2 separate regions of the Mus musculus genome follow, and region 2 is linked to region 1. The links are chromatin contacts, found by Hi-C in ENCODE. All regions are on one chromosome and are shown on one strand. The core of a region is the stretch at or near the end of the contact, and the rest is flanking DNA. Distances in the headings are between cores, read along the strand shown.

The links. A loop is a pair of places that touch in the nucleus more often than their neighbours do.
Region 2: a map of heart shows a loop between it and region 1 (2.9-fold over the local background). The contact joins the enhancer-like site here to the promoter of Cacna1h in region 1. A Hi-C loop is called at or near these places in 1 of 37 maps with a recorded cell type or tissue (heart).

Annotation. Positions count from the first base shown.
Region 1 is chr17:25,429,997-25,437,073 of GRCm38, reverse strand. It overlaps Cacna1h (calcium channel, voltage-dependent, T type, alpha 1H subunit), which reads left to right and starts at 3,291. Exons shown (of 35, transcript NM_021415.4): 1 at 3,291-3,604; 2 at 3,888-4,204. The coding sequence starts at 3,906.
Region 2 is chr17:25,463,592-25,470,668 of GRCm38, reverse strand. It overlaps a transcript of Tekt4 not described here. Among named protein-coding and RNA genes, the nearest start is that of Tekt4, 4.5 kb to the left of the region's middle. Within about 2 kb of position 2,693, at least 1 of the 3 ENCODE cell types and tissues checked has a DNase peak (open chromatin) inside an H3K27ac peak, as active enhancers do; it is heart, where a contact is called at or near this core.

The DNA of each region.
Region 1 (7,077 bases), core at 2,042-4,541:
CACCATGGGATGGGAGCACCCACAGGAGTACCATATAGAACTTGCAGACACACCTGGCCTCACACCTGGTGGGGGTTACAGGGCTGGGAAGCCGAACGACAGAAGCTTTGGATGGTAGAATCCAAGAGGACCCCAAGGCCCTCTGCGTTTGAAGGACCTAACAGTAGGTGAAAGCAACGGGCTGGGAGTCTGGAAGGGCCAATGTGGCAGGTGGAGAGTGCTGTGTCTGATGGAGACAGTTAAGAGAAGTTAGGATACAAGGTGCCTACGTATGGGTATGCACTTATTCACAGAGGGTGTAGGTCAAGTCCAGACTTGATCCAAGCAGCTTGGGAACCACTGGGAATTCTGGGAGGGACATGGGTGTATGGGCAGAGGACAAAGCCACATGAAGATAGAATGGAAGGTCTTGGGGTATGTAGCTGCCTGGGGGTGGATGCCATGAGCACCTTCTGAGCTGGATAGGTGCCCACAGGCTGTGGCAAAGGCATCCCCACTGCCTTCTGCCCTGTGGGCCAGCCTGCCTTCACTCACCATAAACTGCTGGATGGAGGGAACAATGTTCCCCAGGGTCATGGCCACGGGATTCCCACTGGCTGAATTCCCTGGTTGTTTGTTCCCCTTCCAGTCCTCAGCTCTTTGTCAACTAGCAGCTCTGTACACACGTACGTACACACACACACACACACACACACACAAAGGAAATAGAAAAAAAAATTCCCAGAGGCCTGGAGGATTTTAAAATGCATCCGAACACTCTGTATGGTTTAATGAAACAATTTTAACGCCAACTTCTGAGTTGTCCTACGCTTGTCCCCTCATTGCCTGCTCACCACGTGAGCGTATGATGCTTTCATTGTTTTGAACCCAATTTTCTCATCTCATATCTGAGTAGTGTCTGCTTTTCATTTCCTCTCCTGAAGGCAAGTCTGTGTCACATGGATGGGCTCGGCCCCTGCAGCGAAGCAGACATGATCTAGGCTGATGGTGCTCGGGTGTGGAAGGCCACCTTAAGTGACCACTGCCACAGGAGGCTGAGCAGACAGAGTATCAGCCCAGGGACAGGAGACCCTGGAAGGGCAGTACAGCAGATCCCCGGAAGGCTTGATAGAACAGGAGACATTGGAAGAAGTCCCCTAAGGTTTAAATCATAGTGTAGGTGTCCCTTCAGTTGGTCCGTGGCCGGCTTTGGGTCCTGCTGGCTGTGGGAATGGCTCAGTCAGACATACACACCAAGTCCAGGGCCCTTCCCCTTCTCCAGAAATGTGAACAGCAGAATGTAAACAGAGATGGGTGAGAGATAGCCCTCAAGTCTAGGGTGTATGACGCTCCCTCCAGGCTCCATGGGGCCCATAGTAAACCAGCTCTGGCCCTCTCCTTCCATCTTCCTCTGCAAGGATGCGTTCTGCTCTCCTGAGTCCTCTCACTCAGCCATCTCCTGATTTCCAGAAGGCCTTTGCATAGGGGTCTTGAAGCTGGAGAGCTCTGGGACCCTGCCTGTTTCCTTGTCCTCCAGGAGCCATCTGCCCTTGGCCAACAACTATGTTTCCTTCCTCGCCCCACCCCACCACTACACACACTTGTTCCTGGCCTGCCCTCCACTGGAGTGAAGCCCCCAAGAACAAGAAGATGTCCAGTGTCCCCTCCAGCGGACCTGTAGCTCCAATCGGAGCCTGGCACCTTATCGGTCTCCAGCTAGCTTTCAAGCAAAACACCACCTTGCACTTCATCATAACCTTTCCGAGGGGTTGGAGGAAAGTGGCAGTGCTTGCCAGCCATCTGGTCCAGGACCCCGCGTTGGCATAATTCGCCTGCTTGTCTATGCTTCACTCAGCTGTGTTCAAGGCTCAAGGCTCTTCCTGATCCCTCTCCTGGGTGGCTAGGTCCTTAATTGCTCTTTGAGGACCTTAATTATGGGCCGCAGCCACCCACTGGTAAGTAGGAGCATTAAAATAGAGTAAATGTTTTTCTTTTCTTGAAAAGTTCACATATACAAGACAAGGTGCTGTTGGGCCCAGGGGCCTGCCCTGCCTGGACCGACAGGCAGAGGACATGGTTCTTGTTCTCCACCTCCTTCCCCAGGCTGTGCCCTTCCCAGGCTCAGTGGTGAAATCCTCTTAGAATCCCAGAACCACATATGGGAAACTCCACTTCTCTGCAGCTCACCCTGCCAGGGCTCCATCCAGGTCTGAGGTTGCTATGTTGCTCTGGCCCTCCAAAGAGCCCAGCTACCCCAGGGCAGAGGGAGGCTGCTCTTTGTCTAGGACAGGAATGGTTTTCCCCAATAACAGGGCCTGAAGGTGAAAGAGCCCCTTGTTGGTTGAAATTTAAGTGGATGTACACCTAAGAGCTGGAATTTTATGGCCCTAGTGTGGTAATTGTGAGAAAGTAAAAAAATCCCTGCATACCTCCAGCGGGAGAGGGGGGGAACAGCCCCTCTGCTCATGCCTTCATGGGACAAGGGTCATGCAACCACTGGAGTATGAAAGGAGATTCAGCGACATGCTCAGGATATACCCTCTGTGTGCCTTGGCGGGTGCTGGGAGGCCCCGCTCGGCTTGTACTCCTTCTCGAGGTTCTTCCAAGAGCCCCAGTCCCCAGGAGAAGGGGGAGGGGGATGGGCACCGGCAAGTTTGCGGAAACTGGGAGGAGTGTGGGGGAGCTGCGTACCAGAGTACCCGGACTGCCCCAGGACAATTGGTGTCGCGTCGCGCAACGCGCCCCACGTCGCCCACGCGCCCCAAAGACACTGGCGCCCCGGCACACCCAAGACACACGCGGTGGGGGAAGGGCACGCGCCTCGCGGGCATGGTCACGGCGTGCCTCCCACGCCTGCTGAGCCCCGCCCCCTAGCCGACCCTAGCAGTGAAGAGAAGGGGCGGCGCGCGAGAAAAGGAGGGGGTCCCCGCCGGCTCCGCGCCCCCGCAGTGGGGGTGGGGAAGGACGTTGGCGCCGCTTCCCCCGCCCCTCGTCCAAGCATCCCTGCGAGCGCCCCCTGCTGCCGTGCTCTCCCGCGAGACAGTATGGGGCGGGAGGAGAGGTCGGGGAGGGGGGCGCGGACCGGGTTCGCCCAGTCCTGGACTTGGGGCTGGCGGCGTACCGGCACGGAGAAACACGGACCAAGGGATGTTGTGGGATAGCTTACGTCTGGGTGGGGGCGGGCCGGGCTGATGACCCCCGCCCACTCTCCGTCCCTATCTCGGTCCCTGAGGGTCGCCCCCTGCCCGCCCCGGCCGCGTTGGCCCCGCCCCATGGGCCGCCCCCGCCGCCCCGCCTCCCCGCCACTGCTCACTCCGAAGTTTCCTGCGCTGTGCGCGGACGGGCTCCAGGGCTCGCTCGCTCCCTCTCTGGCTCGGCCGCGCCCCCGGCCCGTGCCTGCGGTCCGCGCCCGCCCCGCCGTGCATTTAGCGGTTTTCCGCATCGGGACACCGTTGCTGCTGCTGGGCGGGCCGGAGCTAGAGCTTCCGCGAGAGCTGGTGCCGGGTGGGCCGGGGGCGCGGGCCGAGGAGGCGATACTGGCCCAGCTCCGGGCTCTGGACTGGGTCCCCAGTGACAGCGCCGCCCGGGCTATGCCCACAGGGACGCCGCTGGCCACCGGAGCGAGGTGAGATGCGGAGGGTACGCGCGCTTACTGCGCGCCTGGGACCCTTTGAACTTGAGCTCTATGGGCTCGGAGCCCCTAGGGCTCCCGCAACCCTTCGCCTCGGCCTTGGGGGTGGGGCTGCCAGGCTTTGCTGGCGGGAGGGGGCGGGGGGCGCACTTGTCTCTAATAAGGAGAGACAAAGACATCCCGGCGGCCGCGGCTGTTCCCGCAGCTCCGCTCCGCCTGAGGCGGGGCGGGGGCGTCGTTCCTGGGCCAGGGTCACCGCCTGCCCCTCTCTCCGCAGGTGCTGCCCTCTGCCACCATGACCGAGGGCACGCTGGCAGCGGACGAGGTCCGGGTGCCCCTGGGCGCTTCGCCTTCGGCTCCTGCAGCGCCGGTGAGGGCTTCCCCAGCGAGCCCTGGGGTGCCGGGGCGCGAGGAGCAGCGAGGATCCGGGTCGAGCGTGTTGGCTCCCGAGAGCCCAGGGACCGAGTGTGGTGCGGACCTGGGCGCCGACGAGGAACAGCCCGTCCCATACCCCGCTCTGGCTGCCACAGTCTTCTTCTGCCTCGGGCAAACCACGCGGCCCCGCAGCTGGTGCCTCCGACTGGTTTGTAACCCATATCCTTACAGGGTTGGCAGGGCGCTGGGGACTGGGGTGTGGGACTCCTCTGCGTACGTCCTGTGAACCCGGCTTGTGGGATCCGGCGGGGGCTCTGGGTAGGGGTGCTAGGGCGGCGTTCTTCTCAGAGATGGTAGGGTTAGCCTGTGGAATCTGGGTTCAGAGGCACCTCGGGACGGGAGAGTATGAGCAGAAGCGGCGAGGATGCCGCCGGTGGAAGGAAATGAAAGGTAGTTAACTCCAGGAGTCCTACTGGGGCGGGGGATGGGGGGAAAGATGGGAATCCCCGCCTTCTTAGCTTTCCAAAGGAAACACCTGAGCCTGTGTGAAGACCCTCGCTGGAGTCTGGGGGCCGGAAAGGGAGAAAGTTTCCACCTGCTCATTGGCGCTGTGTGCCGGGCAGGGCTGCTCCCTGGTTCTCCTCGAAGTGACGTTGGTTTGAGAACTCACTTTTCCAGGCTGAAGTCCGTTCAGGGGCTGATTTAAGTCACGCACAGCTGGGTGTGTGTGTGTGTGTGTGTGTGTGTGTGTGCAGGAGGCAGCTAGCTTTGACCCCGAGCCCCTTCACCACAGTTGCCTAGGTCAAAAGGAAGGGATTGTGACTTCTTTTTCTTGGCCCCAAGGCCACAGACTTTCACTGAAGCTTCCAGAACAGGGTTGGGTCAGTACTGGCAACATTTCTGGGGTGCAAAAGAGGCTTTTGGCCCCAGAACAGGTGGCCTTTTAGGGCTCTCCCTGATAGGCTTGATAGTCTCAGAGGAGGGGCTGAAATGATGCCTGGTAGTGCGGCCACCCCCACCCCCAGCAACTGCTCGGAACTGGTCACCAGGGCTGGGTGGGTGGAGGGCCGAGGGGAGTTGACATGGGCCCATAAACACTCTTCAGCGGAGTCCGGGACAGAGGCAAAATGAGCAATGTGTGTATATGTTTCTCTACCTTGTGTGTTTAACTGTATAAATATTAAATACAAAAGAGAAATCTGTACCAAAAAAAGTAATAAAGCCCATGTTTTTTTTCACTCCAATCCAAACACTGGGTGAGTCAGTTTTCTCTGCTTGTAAAGGAGGGTGGTCCAGGGCTGTGCTTGGGCTTCACTGCCTGCTGTCTTTGTCCTTTGCAGTTGATGGTAGTGACTGCCCGTGGTGGGCATCTTCTGGGTTGGCTGGCCCTCTGTGCAGGAGCAGGGTGACCTTGTGTGCCAGCTGTCAGTTTGTCCCCTCTGCGGGATCTAGACTGGGAGGTGACTGGACCACTTGGTTTTGGTGATGAGATTGTATGGCTGGGAATAGTGATGAGCCACCGGGCAGTGCTACTGTGGACCTTGGGGAGGTGGCAAAGACCAGCCCTGTGTTAGTGCCTGAATTTGTTGTTCTCAAGCTGTACAAAATAGGAGAAGAGCGAGTGGACCTAGACTTGGTCTCCTGACAGCCAGGATGTGGCTACACAGGAGTTGGAGGCTGAGCCTGGTTCTCCGGCTGCTGTGTCCCTGGGGACTTCTAACAAGGTTGTTTGTGTTGCTACCTTCAGAGAAGGTGGGGATGGGATGGCTCTCGTAGGTAGACTGAGCCTTCAAGGACTGTAGAGCTAACGTTGCCACCTGGTCTGAGCCGACTGTGTGGTCTAAAGTGGAAGGTGCCCTTGTAGGTCTAAGAGAGACTCGGGTGTTATCAGGCCTGGAATAGAGGGCAGGGGGGTGAGCAGAGCTCTCAGCTGAGGAAGGAAATGCCAGGCTGTCCCTACAGGTAAGAGCACGAAGGGGAGAAAGGTAGATCTTCGCTCTCCAGTACGTCCCTGTCCTGGAGCTGCTGGCAGGTTCCAGGAGGCCTGCCACACCCCCATCTTCTTGCTGTTGTCTGCCTCAACAGTTTGATTCTCCTACTCCTGAAACCCAAGGATTCTGCAGATCCCCAAGCTAGGGAGATGCCATGTGGGGAGAGCTGGTTTTCCAGGTTATTTGGCCTTGTCAGCACTCTTGTATCTGTCCAGTGGGGTGGGTTCATTAGAGCCCTGGCCACATGGGGATGGGTCTGACCCTCAGCAGATGCTAGGCTCTGAAGTAGGGGTGTGAAGCTGGGCCTCAGGGAGATCCTAAAATAAGCTGCACGCCTGGACAGGCGGGGGGATCAGCTTACTGGGGAAGCCCGTGTGGGCCGAGGCTTCCCGAGCTCTTTCTGTTCCTCATTCCTGGGAGGTGGTGGGGGTGGCTTTGTATGAGGCAGGGGAGCCTGGTGATTGGCATGACCAGGATTTTACAAGGACTATGTGGTGCCCTGTGGCTAGAGAGCGTTTCCTGGGCCTCAGTTTCCCCTGCAGGTAGACAGCGTGTCAGCGGGACCTCCTGCCTTTCCCCAGAGCAGGGAAAATCAGATTTGCTCTGAGAAGCAGCTGCTGGCTCCCAGCAGATGCCTGCCAGTCATAGCTGGGCTTCTATTGGCTGTTGGAGCAGAGGGAAGTACTTTCTCCCAGTCTCGGACCTTTCTGGAACTTCATAGTGGAGGTACCAACATAAACGTAGTCCCAGTTCTCCATGGATGGTGTCTCCCATCCCTGTGGCAAAGGAGCCTCCAAGGACAGCCTTTGTCTTTATTGATTTAGTTCCCTCTTTAAAAATACAATCGGGCTGGAACTTTTGGGGAGAGCGCTGTTTCTCCTACACAGGCTTATTTATAGAGGAAGGTGGGTGGGACCCGTGTGTTGTAGCCTGCTCCGCTGGGTTATGTTCTGCCCCGGCTCCCCCACCCCACCCCAGGCTCCTGACCCAGAACTGCCTGCAGTGCAGCTGCCTGCCCCAGCAAGGGAAGGTGGGGCCTCCCAGGGGTGTGAAGCTCGGCAGTGGGCACCCAGCTGGCCTGTGTCAGCAGGGAAAGTGAGC
Region 2 (7,077 bases), core at 1,444-3,943, 34 kb before region 1:
TGGAGGAGGACGGAGGAGGTTCTGCCTACTTAACGACCCCTTTGGGTGATCTGTGGGAGGTGGGGGCCATGGAAATGTGAGCAGGTTCCTCAGCCTGAGAAGTGCCTCTCATCCTCAACATTACCCTAAGCCACCCTAGGACTCCACAACTTGGCCCATTGCGCATGTGGTCTGAACCCCGCATGCAGGCCCAGAGGACCAAACATCCACCCTACCTCAGCCTCCAGGACTCACTTTGGGACCTGAACCCATGAGAGTATCCACAGCCACCCTGACCCCATCTATTCCCAGGGCCACTGTGTAAGGGCCAGCCCCTCTTCTTCTTCCTGTATCCCATAGCTGGACTTAGATCAGAGCCTCCTGGGGATTTGGGTCAGTGTTCTGAAGGGGGTTCACCCACTGAATGTATCTGGAGTCACGTATCCTGATCTGCTCAAAAAGGGGAGGCACTTTCTGTCTGGGCAGTTGTTCCCAGGACACTAGTTAGATAGGAAATCCTGCCATCCAACCTGGGCATTAAGAAACCCTAGTCGATAGCCAGTGTGACCAAGAGAGGGCGACATTGACTGCAGAATGTGCCAGCCACCTATTCCTAGTTCCTGACCATTCTGTGGTCTTCCTCCCTCCCCTCCCACCTGGTCTTCCCCAGAGGCTCCTCACATACTAGGTCCTCTCTGAAAGAAATCCACACCCTTAGCCAGCACAGGGTCTACTGCCACAGCCCCTCAGCCTCTCCTCTCCCCACTGTCCTATCCCGTTTCCCGCCTCGAGAACCTCAGGCTCTCTCTGCTCAGTGCACAGGCTTGGTTTCACCCACACACCTCTGTCCAGGCTGTGCATTCCTCCCCGCCCCCCCCCCGCCCCGACCCTGTGCTGACTCCCTAGCAGTTAGCCCCTCACTCACTTCACACTCCATGTCAATCCTCTGGCAGGAGCCCCTGGCATTCCCACCAGTAGATGCTTTATACATGTGTAATTTGTGGGCAGAAGCCTTGAGAATTCATAACCAGATGGAGCAAGAGCTGCCACTGTTCCTCAAGAGCTAGAAGCCAAGAACCTTTGGGGGCCAGTGTGGGCCTCCCTCTGTCTCCTCTGTGCCTCAGTTTTCCCACATGGTAGTAGGTACAGAGCTACCCAGAGCACACCACAGTTTCTCCTTAGATTCATTCCTGACATGTGGAGCCAGGGACTGCAAAGGAAGAGAACTAGCCTGGGCCCAGTGACTCTACCTGATCTTCACCTGCAGTATTCAAGTACTGGGCACTGCAGGTAGCTGATGCTCCCATGGAACCCCCAGGCTAATGAGGAAGGCCAGGTCTCAATGTAGGTTCCCCTATGTCAAGATAGACTCCAAGGTAGAGCTTTGACCTTAGTCCCCAGCTTGAGGGGCCAAGACTCGCCAGACACCTTCAGGGATGTGTTGAGCCTTTGTCCCTATCATCCACGGCCTCTAGTCTGACCCTTGGTCCAAAGAAAGAGGCATTTGTGCTCTGAAGGTGACAGGGTGCAGTCCCTCCCAGCCTCTCTCCGCCCAACCCTTTCAGAGAGGAACACCAATCATTGCTGCTGAGGCCATCACAACTATACTCAAAGCTGGGGCTAAGTGGGAAACAGTCAGGTAAAGCCACAGTGAGCACAGACTGAATGGGATGTGTGGGCAGAATGGTGGTGCACTACAGGACTGTATGGAGTGGGGTGGGGTCCTCTCTCATGTTGCCCTTCTTCCTACATTGCAGTTACAGTGGGAAAATTGAGTCGGGGCGGGGGGGAAGGGCTTGTGAAAGTTCCCACATCACAGCTGCAGCATGATGGGGCTAGAAGTGCTAGCTCCATGGACTCTGCCTGTGTCCCCAAGAACCAGACCCCACCACACTGGACAGCCCTGCAGGATGCCTGGGAAACAGAGGGGCATCAGGACTGACCAAGAGTACAGCTGTCCCCTGCACAGATTTTTTTTTTTACAAACTCTAGACATCACAAGTGGGACGGACATGGGCAAAAGGGTCCCTTTCTTTTGAGTCTAGCCAGCAGCTCCCCAAGGCCAGAGGAGATTCCCTAGCGCTAGCCCCAATCGGCAAGGTTCTAAATGGGAGGGAAGCCATGCAGTCTCATAGACTCTACCCAGAACAGGCACAGCCTGCAGGCCCCAGGCTGAGACGGGCCCAAGGTCACGCTGACAGGACAGGGCCAACAAAGGAGAGACTGCCATCTGGCCACCTCCTATCCTGCGTGAAGTGACAACCCAAGGAGCCACCCTGGCTGGTGCAGACCCAGTGACAGGAGCAGTGGGAGGCACAGCCACATCTCTCCCCAGGCCAGTGGGACACTTTAATTACAGAAGGATCCAAAGCTCTTAGGCATCCCTGAGCCAAGGCTGCAGCGGGCAACAAGCAGGAAGGAGGAGCCAGCCAAGGACTTCCCGGAAGAAGAATCCTGGAGTCCAAGCATTGAAGAGCAATTTGGATAAAGATAGGAAAGAGCTGTGCAGGATATTAGGGGCGACCCCCTCCTCTGATGACTCCCAGGGCCATTGTGAAAGCCCTGTTTCCCATCCGTCATCAGGCCCTAGAAGATAAGACAACGCAAGAAGATGTGGCGTGGACACAGGCTGACAGAGGGCTGAGCCCAGTGGTCTGGCCTCAGAGGTAGGCACTGGGCATGAGCCTCTCCACTTGGCAAGGCAGGACCAGGCAGCTGATGGGCCAATGACTCACTCCCACTTGACCCTTGCCTCTCCCCAAACAGTGAGCACAAGGGACTCTGCCTTCCTGGGCAAGAGTGGGGCAAGACTCAGACAGGGAACTCTGAGAAAAGGCACGTGTGACTCAGGCTACCTGCCTGAAGGTGGCTAGCTGTGTGTCGTTGTCCAGAAAGCTGTGTCCACCTCAAGGACCCAGAGTTTCTCAGCCTGACACTTACAGTGTCCCCAGCCTCATGGGTGTAGTTTGCTTGAGAGGCTTCCCAGCCATAACACCAAGACTGTGAAAACAGACATTTCTCTAAATGTCCCTAAGATTGTCTCAGTCAGTCTAGCACTTGCCCCACAATCACAAGGACCCCAGGCTGGGTTTTCAACACCTCTGTAAAGAATGGGTGTGGCTGCACGCACCTCTAATCCCAGAGCTGGGAAGATGGATGCGGGAAGACCCCTGGGGCTTGATGGACAGCTAGCTTAGCCAATCTTCAAACTCCAGGTTCAGTTAGAGACTGTCTCGAATAATAATAACAACAACAACAACAACAATAATAATAATAATAATAATAAAAGCTATTGAGGATATCGAGAGGCCAGTCACTGTCCTCCACACATGTGTGCATACACATGCAAGCGAGCACACTTACATGTATACACCATATGTACACACATCTCCAAAACCATGCATGGCTTTGAAACTATAGAAAAGAAACTCTTGCTGGGTCTGATGGTGTTTGCCTAGAATCCCAGCTACTGGAAAGAGCAGGAAGATCGCAAGTTCAAGTTAAAGATTGTCTCAATATGAAAAGCAAAAGAAGGCTGGAATGTAGTCGGCAGAGCACTGTCCAGCAAGGACAAGAGCTGAGTTCTGTCCCGAGTACTACCAGAGCAGAACAAACCCCTAATAAATAAAAACAGAGAAATGAAGCCGTGCTTCAGTGAGGGGCTTTGAGTTACACCTTTCCATGCTTTAAACAGATCAACCACCTCTACACTCACCAAATAGGAAAAACAACAACATCTCAGAAACCCAGTATGGACATGATGTCTTTCCTGAGCATCTCGGCAGGTCATCTAGCTCTTTAGGCAAGATGCACGGGGGCTGCCCAGCCACTGAGTGATGCTAGGCTTTGAAATACAGCCATAGGAAATGACACCAAATCAAGGAAGGAGGCTCAAAAAAGACAAGCAACAACCATTTGTAGCAAGCTTTGTCCCAGAAACATCATCACCAGGAAAAGAGCAGGGACCTGTTCCTAATGGGAAGGCAAACAGCACCACAGTGAGAACTCCTCCCCAAGGACAATGTATCTGGGATCAGAGATACACATTCAAAATACAGGAGTCACATATACAGGGAAACAGCACCACAGAGAGGACTCCTCTCCAAGGACACAGTGTATCTGGGATCAGAGATACACATTTAAATACACAGAGGCACATAGAGGGCAGAGGTGGACCGGGTGCTGGAGTCCTGGCTGAGTTTCCTGCAGGGGGTGAGCCTGTCATTACTGCAGGGACACAGGCAGCTACTTATCAGAATGTCATGGTGGAACCAGCCAGGGACAGGAGAGACACAAAGTTGACACCCAGGAGAATTTGAGGTTTCAAATACCAAGCCAACGGGAGGCCTTGCCTGGCATCAACCTTGGGAGCTGGGAAGAGGTTGGCCAGCCAGGAAAGACACTGCCATCCTGAAGAGGAAGAGGTGGTTTCAGGGAGGACTTGCCCTGATTTCCCTCAGAAAAAGGCCTTTGGGTTCCCTATAGGACAGCGAGGACTCCTAGGGAGGAGCATCACCCTGGCTGGCCCCAACTACCCATTCAACCAGGAGGAGCCTATGGAATGTACAGAAGCCTGGACCTAATGACAGGGCTGGAGGACCGGATCTGACATTCATGCACCCTCATCAGGGGCTTCCTGTGCTGGGGAACCAGGGGGAAACACAGCCCTATGGGTGTAGCTGCCTCATCCCTGACCATCCCCAACAGGCCTGTATGACAGTGCCCAGGGCCTACTGCCTTTGAGAACAGCCAAATCCCCACTTTATCAGCTCAGCTTTATCTGAAAAACCTCCTACAATTCCCTGAGAAGAAAATTAAATAGAGGATTTAGCAGAGATTCTGAGTTGGCCTGGGCAGGGCTGGGATGGGTTCGCTCAACGGAGGCTGCTGAGCTGAGTCCTAGAGGGTGGGAAGTACCCAACCTGACCCTGGCTGGCCCTGCAGGCTCAAAGGCCAACGGAAAGGACAACTTCAGCCTGTACTATACAGAGGCCACCAGGATTTCCACTTCTCTTCCCTTCCCTTCCACACTCTAAATGCCTAGATGCAGAAACAGAGGTTCCAAGAGGAAGCGCCATTGGTTTACATAGGACCTACCTGTGTGGCCATACTCCCAGGCACTCCTAAGCATGATTACAGGACTTGCCCCAGGGACAAAGTGTGAGGCTCCCAGGGAGATGGGCATCATAGTCTCCCCCAAAATTCTCAGCCAGAGGGGGGATCTCAGTCCCAGAGAGGTCTCAGTAGCTTTATCACGGGGTAGAAGACTAACAGATAGCAGCTGGTGTCCAGCAAGGGTAGACTCATGCCATGGGCCCTGGAAACTTCTGCATCCTGAGTTCCAGTGAAACTCTAACCCGGTTATGTTCTTCCAGCAATGTCCCCCCGTCTCAGGCTCTGAGACCTACCGGAACTGCATTTCTGGGTGTGCAACAGATGAGGAGGGAGCTGCACTAGAAGATCATCCCAGAAGTTGGGCCTACTTACCATGGGGTGTGTATGCCTCTGGCCTCACCACCCCTCACCCAGGGCTGTAAATCAGAGGCCCATCCACCCCGCTCTCACATCTCCAAGACTCAGAATAGGGACTCTAGGCACCTGGTCACTCCTGCTGGAGGGGCTACAGGTCGGCAAAGGATCACAAAGGACCAGAGGGAGTGCTGGATTCTGTCCCTCTATGGCCCCCAAGCCAAAAAAAAAAAAAAACCCTGTGTTGAGCAGGGAACACAGAGTGGTGTGCTGTGGGTTCCTGGTGATCTCTTCAGGGCTTCCGTTTCCTCTCACGGAAGGGATCCAGGGCTCTGTAGATGAGAGGGCCTGGACGCCCCTGTAGCACCTTAGATACAGGCCTAGGCCACATCTGTGGAACTGGGCTGGGGGGGGGGGAGGGTATCGTTTCAGATAGAGAGGAATCTCATGATGTTTTTTTAAGTCCCCATGAGCACCAGCTCAGAATCTGAGTCTACTCAGCAAAGTGGACTCACGTGGGCCAAGGGGCCTAGGCTGGCCAGAAAAGATACACTGCCTTTAGCAGCTGGGTGAAGTGTTTGCTCCAAGGACCATCTTCCCCATGAACTGGTCTGAGGCTAGCCTACACACACACACACAACACACACACACACACACACACACACACGTATGAGCACATACAAACATACATTGGCTCTGGTCCAGAAGGAGCTGGCAGTCTTTGAAAATCTCCCAGAAGATTTATCTCCTGGATAGGCCAGCAGCACTCAAGATAAAGACTCTCCATTGACCAGGAGGACAGAGTAGTCCCATTCCTGCCTATCACACAAGATCAGCTGGGCCTCGGTTCACGGGTACTTAGGAACCTGGTTCATCCCAGGGCTCGGAGACACAGGACTTGTCAGCACAGCCAGCCACGGTTGCCAAGTGCTGAGGGGCCTGGCCCAGCCTGGAAGGCTTTGGAAGCTCATGGCATTGTCCCAGGATGGACACTATCAGTGAAGTTGTGACCACTGATGTGAAAATAGCCCAAGGCCAATACTTGGTGATTAGTCCAGCCATATGATTCTCTAAAAGCCCTATCTGTATGGGCTCAGGGGACATTGGATCAACAACCCACACTTCTCTGTCGCTTTCCTACCAGCTGTCCTTAGGGGCTTGTCAGATCTCATGTCCTACCATTATACCCTGCCCAGAGAGCTAGACAACGTAGCCACTGGGGTCTCTGGAGAACAGTGGGAAAGTGGGGCACACTTCTGTCCTTAGGCCTAGTAGGGAGAAGAGTGGAACCCATTCATAGTGGCAGTGAACCCATGGCCTCTGGTCCCCTCCATTGTCATGTATTAGTTGTTAGGGACACCCTGATCCAGGCCTCTGGTCAGCCAGCCTGATGTTTCTTCCTAGCAAGTTTCTGCAGCCACCACACTGGCTAGGCATGCCTTTGGTTCCGGCAGGGACAGCAGCCCTGTGACCTTGACATCTTAGCTGAGGAGGATGGGAAACACTGGGAGCTCTCAGCTCCAGGGATGTTAAGAGGCCCTGCATCTTCCAAAAGATGCTGTCGCAGCAGCAGAGCAGATTAGGGCTGTGCTGGGGAGAGATAAGGGGCTGAGGGTCGTTTGGAGGGCA